Regions from separate parts of the Homo sapiens genome. Here region 1 is linked to region 2. Evidence: read pairs that join two places in POLR2A ChIA-PET (ENCODE). Cell type or tissue: Caco-2. All regions are shown on one strand.

Region 1 (5,000 bases), 63 kb before region 2:
GCTGACATGTTTTTTGTTTTGGACAATCTCATAAGGGCTTTAGGTCTCACAGCACGAACCCCTCAAAGTCTACCTGGGTACACACCACATGCAGATTTTGGTGCTTTCCCAACCTTCTTGGTACAAAGGTAAACAATTCTATTACCAGGGGTTCAGGACAGGCTAGGAAAGCCTATGAGGATATGCCAAATGCCCCGGAAGACGAAAAACAGCCAGCTTCCTTTTTTTTTTTTTTTTAATTCAGTGTGAGAGCTGAGTAGTCCTCAAAGACTACCTCTAGCTGCACCCTCATGCTATGTTCTCCTACCTGACACCTTTGGCTAAATTTATCTAGCAGGTTTCTTTGCCATAGGCAACTATGTATTCCTGTGAGAGCCATACTCTCTTCAAAGAGACTAAATTTCAGTCTAAGGTTCGGGGAGAGACTTTATCACAGTCCTCAGAGTGTTTTACTGTCCTTTTTTCCTCAGCCTAGAGGTGACAGCTGCTTTTATGCACCTCCTATCGCTGGACCCCTTAGAGTAGGGTTGGCAAACTTTTCCTTTAAAAGGCCAGTTAGTAAATATTTTAGGCTTTGTGGGCCATACAGTCTCTGGCACCAATTCAGCTCTGCCATTAAAACGTGAACACAGACACAAACAATACATAAACAAATGACCAAATGACTGTCACTATAGGTCCAATAAAACTTTATTTACAAAAACAGAGAGCAGGCCAGATTTGGTGTGTGAGCCATAGTATGCCAATTCCTGCCTTAGAGTCCTCTTTCACCCCTTAAAGCAATTAATCATCTTTTACTAATTAATGATTTTTTTTTTTTGAGACGAAATCTCGCTTTTGTCCCCCAGGCTGGAGTGCGATGGCGCGATCTTGGCTCACTGCAACCTCCGCCTCCCAGGTTCAAGCGTTTCTCCTGCCGCAGCCTCCTAAGTAGCTGGGATTACAGGTGCCTGCCACCACGCCCAGCTAATTTTTGTATTTTTTTTAAAGTAGAGACGAGGTTTCACCACGTTGGCCAGGCTGGTCTCAAACTCCTGACCTCAGGTGATCCACCTGCCTCGGCCTCCCCAAGTGCTGGGATTACAGGCATGAGCCACCACGCCCGGCCTAATGATTCTTTAAATTTCCCTTTTTTTTTTTTGAGGTGGAATCTCACTCTGTCACCCAGGCTGGAGTGCAGTGGCATGATCTCAGCTCACTGCAACCTTCGCCTCCTGGGTTCAAATGATTCTCCTGCCTCAGCCTCCCGAGAAGGTGGGATTACAAGCATGTGCCACCATGCCCGGCTAATTTTTGTAATTTTAGTAGAGACCGGCTTTCGCCATATTGGGCTGGTCTCCAACCCCTGACCTCAGGTGATCTGCCCACCTCCACCTCCTAAAGTGCTAGGATTACAGGCATGAGCCACCATGCCCTGTCTAAATTTCCCTTTTCAAGTAACTAGTACAATTTCCGTCTCCTGGCTGGCCCACGCTGATACATCTTACTACCGACATGGTCATTTCCCCAACGGCATGCCATATTTTTGCATTGGATATTTATCTAACTTTCTACCCTACATCCTGTAATACAAGCCTCCGTTACATAAACGTCCATGTGGAAAATTCACAATATATTCAACCCCCAAATGGTATCCTATTGAAACCTTAACCACAATATCATATCTGGTTACAACCCCTTTGCTTCCAGTCCTCACACTCTGATTCTGACCAAACTCTCTTCTGTCCTCACTCCCTCATTCTGACTAAACTCTTCTCTGCTTCTTCTACCAGGCAGCTGAGCACTTTTAGGAAAATCTTATAGATTCAACAGTCCTCAATTTCAGCACAAACTTCCACGGCACCTAAAATTCCTTTAATCTGCCCTTGGTCAGCTCTCCTTCCCATTCCCTATAGGATATTAAACCAAACCATTATTCCTTGCCTCAAAACCCCTACTGCCATCCTGACTTCATTTTAGCAAATTGAATTAACATCCTATCTTCAGAAAACTAAAGGCCAGGAGTAATCAAAACCTCTGCAACTTCCTAGCTGGGCACAGTGGTGTGTGGCTGTAATCCTAGCTACCTGAGAAGCTGAGGTGGGAGGATCTCTTGAGCCCAGGAGTTTGAAGCCAGCCTGGGTAAGACAGTGAGACCTCCATTTCTTTAAAAAAGATAAAATAAACAACAATAAAAAAAACTTCAGCAACTTCTTGATCTCCCCCTAAAATCCATCCAAAAGAAATTAAAACATATATCCATGGGCTCATACATAAATGTTTATAACAGCATTATTCATGATAACCAAAAATTATAAAGTTTAAGTCCAAATGCTAATCATTTGGCAAATAAACAAAATGTGGGGTAGCCTGGAATATTTTTCAGCAAGAAAAAAGTGAACTATAGATGCCTACTACAACATGGATGAACCTCAAAAACAGTATGGTGTGTGAAAGAAACCAGATGTAAAAAACTACATAGTACATGATTCCATGTACATGAAATGTCCAGAAAAGGCAAAGCTATAGAAATAGGAACCAGATTAGTAGTTGTCTGGGGCTGAGGCTGGGAGTGAGGATTGACTGCAAATCAGTACAAGGAAACTTTTTTGGGAGTGATGAGAATGTTCTAAAACTGGATTGTGGTGATAATTATACAACTCTATGCATTGGCTAAGAATCACTGAATTGTGTGCATATAATGGGTACATTTTATGATATATAAATTATACCTCAATAAAGCTATAAAAATAAAGGAGGGGGATAAGTATAATATAGAGTTACTATTTTAGATAAGATGGTGAGTAAAGAAATCTCTGGTGATATTTGGGCACTGACCTTAAAAAAGTGTAAGGGTGAGCCATGCAAATGTCACAGGGAAAAGCATTTAGAGGGGAACAACATGCACAGGGGTCCCCAGTGGGGAACATAACTGGCAGATAATCAACCAGAAAAAAAACAAAGGGAAGTGATAAGAAGCCAGATCAGAGAGGTAGTGAGTCCATACTGTGCGGAACCTTGAAGCTACAATTAGGGCTTTGAATTTTACTAAGTAAGAGAGTAAACAGGATTCTCAGTGAAGGAGTGACATGATCTAACACTTTTTAAAGGATTTACAAACGTTATCTTTTCAAAGCCCCACCTTCTGCCTTTGATTTTCTCTTATTTTGCTTTCTGCTCTTCTTTTCTTTTCCTTTTTTTTTTTTTTTTTAAGACAGGTCTCATTCACCCAGACTGGACTGCAGCAGTGTGATCTCAGCTCACTGCAACCTCTGCCTCCCGGTTTCAACCAATTCTCCTACCTCAGCCCCGAGTAGCTGAGATTACAGGTACACGCCACCATACCCGGCTAATTTTCCTATTTTCATTTTTAAAATCTTTACCTTTTAATAATTTTAAATTTATAGACAGTTATAAAAAAATACAAAGTTCCCATATAATGTTGGAAAACTAGACTAAGTAAATCTTACATAAACCACGTTACATTTGTCTAAGCTAGACATTAACACTGGTATATTGCTATTAAGTAAATTTCAAACTTTATTCAGATTTCACCAACTTTTCCACTAATGAGCTTTTTATCTTCCAGAATATAATCCAGGATATCACATTACATTTAGTGACTTATTTTCAAAAGATCATTTTGGTTGCCTGTGGAAGACATACTGTAGAGGGCAGGGGTAGACACTGGGAAATTAGTAAGAAACTACTGCAGTTGACTAGAGTATAGCTTTGGTAATGATGAAAGTGCTCACATTCTAAATGTATTTTCAAGGTGGAGCTGACCAGAATTAGACTGAATGTGAAATGTATAAGATCTTTTTCTTGAGACATCAAGGATGACTCCAGGGTTTTGGTCTGAGCAAATGGAAGACAAAGTTGCCATTTATTAAAAAGGGAAATAATGAGGTCAAGTTATGCATGTGTAGGGAAGGGGGTATATGAGGTATCTCTGTACCTTCCTCTCAGTTTGCTCTGAACCTAACATTGCTCTCAAAAAATAAACTCTTAAAAAGAGAAAGGAAAGGTCGATGGATGAATAGATATGATGGGTACTATAAAAAATTCAGTTTTGTACATCTTAAATTTGAGATGTCAATTAATTAGATATTCACATAAAGATGTCAAGTAATAGATATTTGAGTCTGGAGATGTGGAAAAGGTTAAGGTTAGACATATAAATTTCAGAGTCAATCAGTATAGGGATATACCAAGATCACCTAGGATGTGAATACAGAGAGAAGAGGTCCTAGAACTGAGCCCTGGGGATATGCTAATGTTTGGTAGTCAGGAAGATAAGGAAGAAGCCACAAGTAAGAGTGAGACAGAGCAGCTAATGGAAATAAGGAAAGCAGAAGGTGGTATCCCAGATGCCAACTAAGTATTTCAAAAAGAAAGACATGATCAACTGTATCAAAAAATACAGACAGGTTGAGAAAAATAAAGACTTGGTGGGCACAGTGGCTCACACCTGTAATCTTAACACTTTGGGAGGCCGAAGCAAGATGATTGTTTGAGCCCAGGAGTTCAAGACCAGCCCAGACAACACAGAGAAATCTGCAGGGGGTTGCAGCTGCAGTGATCTGTGATCACACCACTGCACTCCAGCTTGGGTGACAGAGTGACACCCTGTCATCCATCCATCCATCGATCCATCCATCAACAGATTAGGAACTGACTACTGAATTCAGGATCATGGAAGTCCTTGATGACCTTAATAAGTACAGTTTCAGGGAAGTACTAAACTGATTGGAGTGGGCATATAAGAGAATGGGAAGAAAGGAATTGGAAGCTGTAAAACCACTTAACTTTCAGAAGTTTTGTGGCAAGGAGAATAGAGAAATGGTGTGGCTCCTGCGGCAGGGGGCGGGGTGGGGATTTTTTTTTTTTTAAGATGGGCAACTCTTCATCTACAATGATTTTCCTGGTGACCTCATCCTGCCTATGGCTGCAAAATACAATTTATATTCTGATGATTTCCAAGTTTATTATCTCTAGCCTGGACACTCCATACGAAACTC
Region 2 (5,000 bases):
GATGTGGGCGGATCACTTCAGGTCAGGAGTTCAAGACCAGCCTGGCCAACATGGTGAAATCCCGTCTCTACTAAAAACCCAAAAATTAGCCAGATGTGGTGGCAGACGCCTGTAATCCCAGCTACTCAGGAAGCTGAGACAGGAAAATCGCTTGAACCTGTGAGGCGGAGGTTGCAGTGAGCCAAGATCGTGCCACTGCACTCCAGCCTGGGTTACAGAGCGATATTCTATCTAAAAAATAAAAATAAAAAATAAGCCTTGAAAACCCCTCCCTAGGCCTGGTGTGGTGGCTCATGCCTGTCATCCCAGCACTTCAGGAGGCCGAGGCAGGCAGATCATGAGGTCAAAAGATTGAGACCATCCTGGCCAACATGGTGAAACCCCATCTCTACTAAAAATACAAAAATTAGCCGGGCGTGGTGACGTGTGCCTGTAATCCCAGCTACTTGAGAAGCTGAGGCAGGAGAATCACTTGAGCCTGGGAGGCAGAGGTTGCAGTGAGCCAAGATCGCACCACTGCACTACAGCCTGGTGAAAGAACGTGACTCCGTCTCAAAAAAAAAAAAAAAAAAGAAAAAAGAAAAAAAAAAAGAAAAGCTTTCCCTAAACCTACGTTTTATGTTCCCTTAGCTAAGTTTTCCCTTAAGTTGTTCTCTGTGCATTGAAATAACACTATCCTTAACACCTCATCATCTTCTTCTTCCTATAGTAAGGATTTACAATCTAAACTCTTTACTCAAAAATCTTGTCTAATTAACTCTTATCTATTTTCCATTTGACTATATTATCCCTTACATCTTTTCTTTCCCGTAACAAATTTTTTTAAATAACTGAAGTACTTTTTGCTACATGGATTGTAGTTAGTTGGTCTCTCCTAGTTGGAATATAAACTTCCCAAAGGCAGGAAGTAACTATTTCTTTATACACTCCAAAAATCTGGTTTGTACTATGTATCTAAACACTCAAATGCCATATGAAGAGATTCAATGAAAAGAATACTGGGGCCCGGGGCGGTGGCCCACACCTGTAATCCCAGCACTTTGGGAGGCAGAGGCGGGCAGATCGCCTTAGGTCAGGAGTTCAAGACCAGCCTGGCCAAAATGGTGAAACCCCATCTCTACCAAAAATACAAAAATTATCCGGGCATGGTGGCATGCACCTGTAATCCCAGCTACTCGGGAGGCTGAGGCAAGAGAATCACTTGAACCCAGGAGGCGGAGGTTGCAGTGAGCTGAGATTGCGCCATTGTACTCCAGCCTGGGCGACAAGAGTGAGACTTCATCTCCAGAAAAAAAAAAAAAAAAGAAAGAAGGAAGAAAAGAAAAGAATACTGGGGTGGACGTGGTGGCTTATGCCTGTAATCTCAGCGCTTTAGGAGGCCAAGGTGGGCCCAGGGGTTCAAGACCAGCCTGGACAATGTGGCAAAACCCCTCCTCTACAAAAAACACAAAAATTAGCCAGGCGTGATGGCACGTGCTTGTAGTCCCAGCTACTTGGGTGGCTAAGGTGGGAGAATCACCCAAGTGTGGGAGGCAGAGGTTGCAGTAGGCTGAGATGGAGCCACTGCACTCCAGCCTGAGCGACACAGAGAGAACCTCCCTCAAAAAAAAAAAAGAACAGAACACTGGGCCTAGCATTGTTAAGACCTGAATTCAAGCAATGCTTCTAATTTATTATGCTAAGTAAGTCACAACATCTTTGGGCCTCAGCAAAATCAGAATACTTGCTGTATTTACCTCACAGGTAATAAGGTCTTGGAGGGAAAACAGTGTTAGCTAAGCTATAACCATCAGTCAATCCAAGTGTAAAGATGTATTATTGTCAGTCATAGCTATCTTGTCTAAAATTAGCCACTAGTGTTTTTTAACCAAGCTCAGTGCACAGCAAATTAAGTGCACCAACATTGCACATCAGTCATATCAATAATGTAACTGTTATACTGTAATACTAACAGAAAGCCTTATGTTTAACAGTAAGCATGTTAATTATACACTATCTTAATGCAGTCTCAAGGTTAAAAGATAAATACTTGTTGCTAAGCCAACAATAACTGCCTTCAAATCTATTAAAAGAGGATTTATAAATCCCATTTGTTTTTGTACCCAAATAGCTAAGTTTAAAATTTTAAGAAATCCAAGAATTAGTTTAAAATTGTATAAATTCTCCTTTTAACTTTCTAAAATGTCCATATGCACTCTCATTGTGTTTTAAATCCATTACATTAGAAAAACAGACTGCAGGCCGAGTGCAGTGGCTCATGCCTGTAATCCCAGCAGTTTGGGAGGCCAAGATGGGAGGATCGCTTGAGGCCAGGAGTTCAAGACCAGCCTGGTCAACATAGTGAGACACCATCTCTATTAGAAAAAAAAAAGAAGAAAGAAAAAAAGAAATAACATACTGTAGAAAAAAAGGATACAAAGTATACATAAATGAACAAAATAAAGATAACAAAAATATGACTCCACTACAGATGCAGAGAAAACAAAGACATTTCTTCTCATCCCAACCATAATCCTATGAACAACCTGAAAGATACTTACAGCAATATTTGCAAGTATGACCATAATTCTCATCAAAAGAACATCATATATGAGTACCATCAAAATGATTACAAATTATAAATTACCAGTGATAATTTTCTCATTGGAGTCCCTTTTCCTTTTTCAAGCAGAGAACCAAGACAGAATAGCCTCTAGATCTTTTTTGTGGTGGTGGTTGTTTTTTGAGACAGTGTCTCACTCTGTTACCCAAGCTGGAGTGCAGTGGTGATCATAGCTCACTGCAGCCTCAAACTCCTAGGCTCAAGAGATCCTCCTGCTGGCAGGGTACAGTGGCTCACGCCTGTAATCCCAGCACTTTGGGAGGCCGAGGCGGGCAGATCACAAGGTCAGGAGATTGAGACCATCCTGGCTAACACCGTGAAACCCTGTCTCTACTAAAATAATATAAAAAATTAGCTGGGCGTGGTGGCGGGCGCCTGTAGTCCCAGCTACTCGGGAGGCTGAGGCAGGAGACTGGTGTGAACCTGGGAGGCGGAGCTTGCAGTGAGCGGAGATCACGCCACTGCACTCCAGCCTTGGCGACAGAGCGAGACTCCGTCTCAAAGAAAAAAAAAAAAAAGAGAGATCCTCCTGCCTCGATCCTCCAAAGCACTGGACTATGGGCATGCATTAATGCACCCAGCCTCTAGATCTATACTGTCCAATATGGCAGTTACTAGTTACATGGAGCTATTAAGTGCCTGAAATGTGGCTGTTCCAAATTGAGATGTACCAAGTGTAACATACACCAGATTTAAAAGATTTAGGGGAAAAAAATAATGTAAAATCTCCTACCTATGTGACTCCCATTTTTGGCTCACATATTTCTCATGTACAGCACTGCTTTATATATGTAGTCGAATCCTGAATAAGGAAAATGGATACCAGAAGTATTAAGCAGTTTGCTCAATATCTCACCGCTTGATAGAAGCAGAGCAGGGCCTAGAACCTGATCACGTTTATCCATCCTGCCCTTATGAATAGAAGGAATTAATCATTTAAGACTCAACTTGAGCATCCTCTTCCTCCTCAAACCCCCTCATTCCTTTTCCATCTCCCAGCCCAGGTGACCATATCCTATTTAGCCTGCCCTTATAATTATACTGTTATAAAATGTACGTTGTCTTCCAAATGGATGAGAAATTCTTGAGAGCAAGCACTGTCTCATTCATTTTTCTTATCCCTGGGAACCTTTGAAGTACCAGGCACTCTTTCAGGCCCTCCGGCACTCTCAGAGCTTTGAGAGGGTTAATTTTTAGCCCTATGCAGGTACAACTACTAAAATGAAATCACCTACAATGTGATGCACCACCAGAAACATCCACATTTATCATTTGCCTGTCTTAAATTATTTTTGGAATATGCTAAATTAATACAATGCATAGGCCAGGCGCAGTGGCTCACACCTGTAATCCCAGTACTTTGGGAGGGCGAGGCGGGCGGATCACTTGAGGTCAGGAGTTCAAGACCAGCTTGACCAACATGGTGAAACCCCGTCTCTACCAAAATACAAAACTTAGGTGGGTGTGGTGGTGTGCACCTGTAATCCCAGCTACTTGGGAGGCTGAGGCAGGAGGATTGCTTGAACCCAGAAGGCAAAAGTTTCAGTGAGCTGAGATCACGCCACTGCACTCCAGCCTGGGTGACGGAGTGAGACTGTCTCAAAAAAGAAAAAAAGAGCCGGGCAGGGTAGCTCAAGCCTGTAATCCCAGCACTTTGGGAGGCCGAGGTGGGCAGATCACAAGGCCAAGAGCTCAAGACCATCCTGGCCAACCAACATGGTGAAACCCCGTCTCTACTAAAAATACAAAAATTAGCTGGGCATAGCGGCACACGCCTGTAGTCCCAGCTCCTCGGGAGGCTGAGGCAGGAGAGTCACTTGAACCCGGCAGGTGGAGGTTGCAGTGAGCCAAGATCGTGCCACTGCACTCCAGCCTCGTCAACAGAGTGAGACTCCATCTCAAAAAAAAAAAAAAAAAAAAAAAAAAGAATAATTCATGTTATCAAAGAAAAACAAGTTACAAAAAATGCTTTGCACTACTGCTGCTCTGATGCTCTATAAGAACTCTGAGTTCTCAGGAAATTCAACACTCTTTAGGTATAAGTTCACTTATTGAATGTGCTTACTTAAATGCAAAACTTTGTGCTACAGAAAGAGTCCTGGACATGGGAATTAATGCAAGCAATCTTCAATTAATTGAAAATTTTAGAACTATTAATTGCAGAAGAAACAAACTTAGTATACAGTTATTCATTACAAAAAGTTAGTTTCTAAAATTCCTCAATGCAAACATGCCAGCTTTTGTATTCTATAAAACAGAAAAAACTGCCAGGTGCAGTGGCTCAAGTCTTTAATCCCAGCACTTTGGGAGGCCAAGACGGGCAGATCACTTGAGGTCAGGAGTTCGAGACTAGCCTGGTCAACATAGTGTAAACCAGTCTCTATTGAAAAAACACAAA

The links. ChIA-PET counts read pairs that join two places held together with the same protein. Peaks named below come from ENCODE experiments on the same cell type or tissue, not always from the same donor. Only the 100,000 strongest peaks of a DNase experiment are listed, where the experiment ranks them.
Region 1: POLR2A ChIA-PET joins it to region 2 with 6 read pairs; 7 of 35 experiments call an interaction of 5 or more read pairs at or near these places.

Annotation. Positions count from the first base shown.
Region 1 is chr11:17,138,105-17,143,104 of GRCh38, forward strand. All of the region lies in intron 8 of PIK3C2A (phosphatidylinositol-4-phosphate 3-kinase catalytic subunit type 2 alpha), which reads right to left. It also overlaps the pseudogene RPL34P24. Among named protein-coding and RNA genes, the nearest start is that of RPS13, 63 kb to the left of the region's middle. In Caco-2, no CTCF peak of the experiment used is centred here; no DNase peak of the experiment used is centred here.
Region 2 is chr11:17,200,972-17,205,971 of GRCh38, forward strand. The region is part of intron 1 of PIK3C2A (phosphatidylinositol-4-phosphate 3-kinase catalytic subunit type 2 alpha); the gene reads right to left. Among named protein-coding and RNA genes, the nearest start is that of PIK3C2A, 4.5 kb to the right of the region's middle. RefSeq lists an enhancer at 939-1,440. In Caco-2, no CTCF peak of the experiment used is centred here; a DNase peak (open chromatin) is centred at 2,800.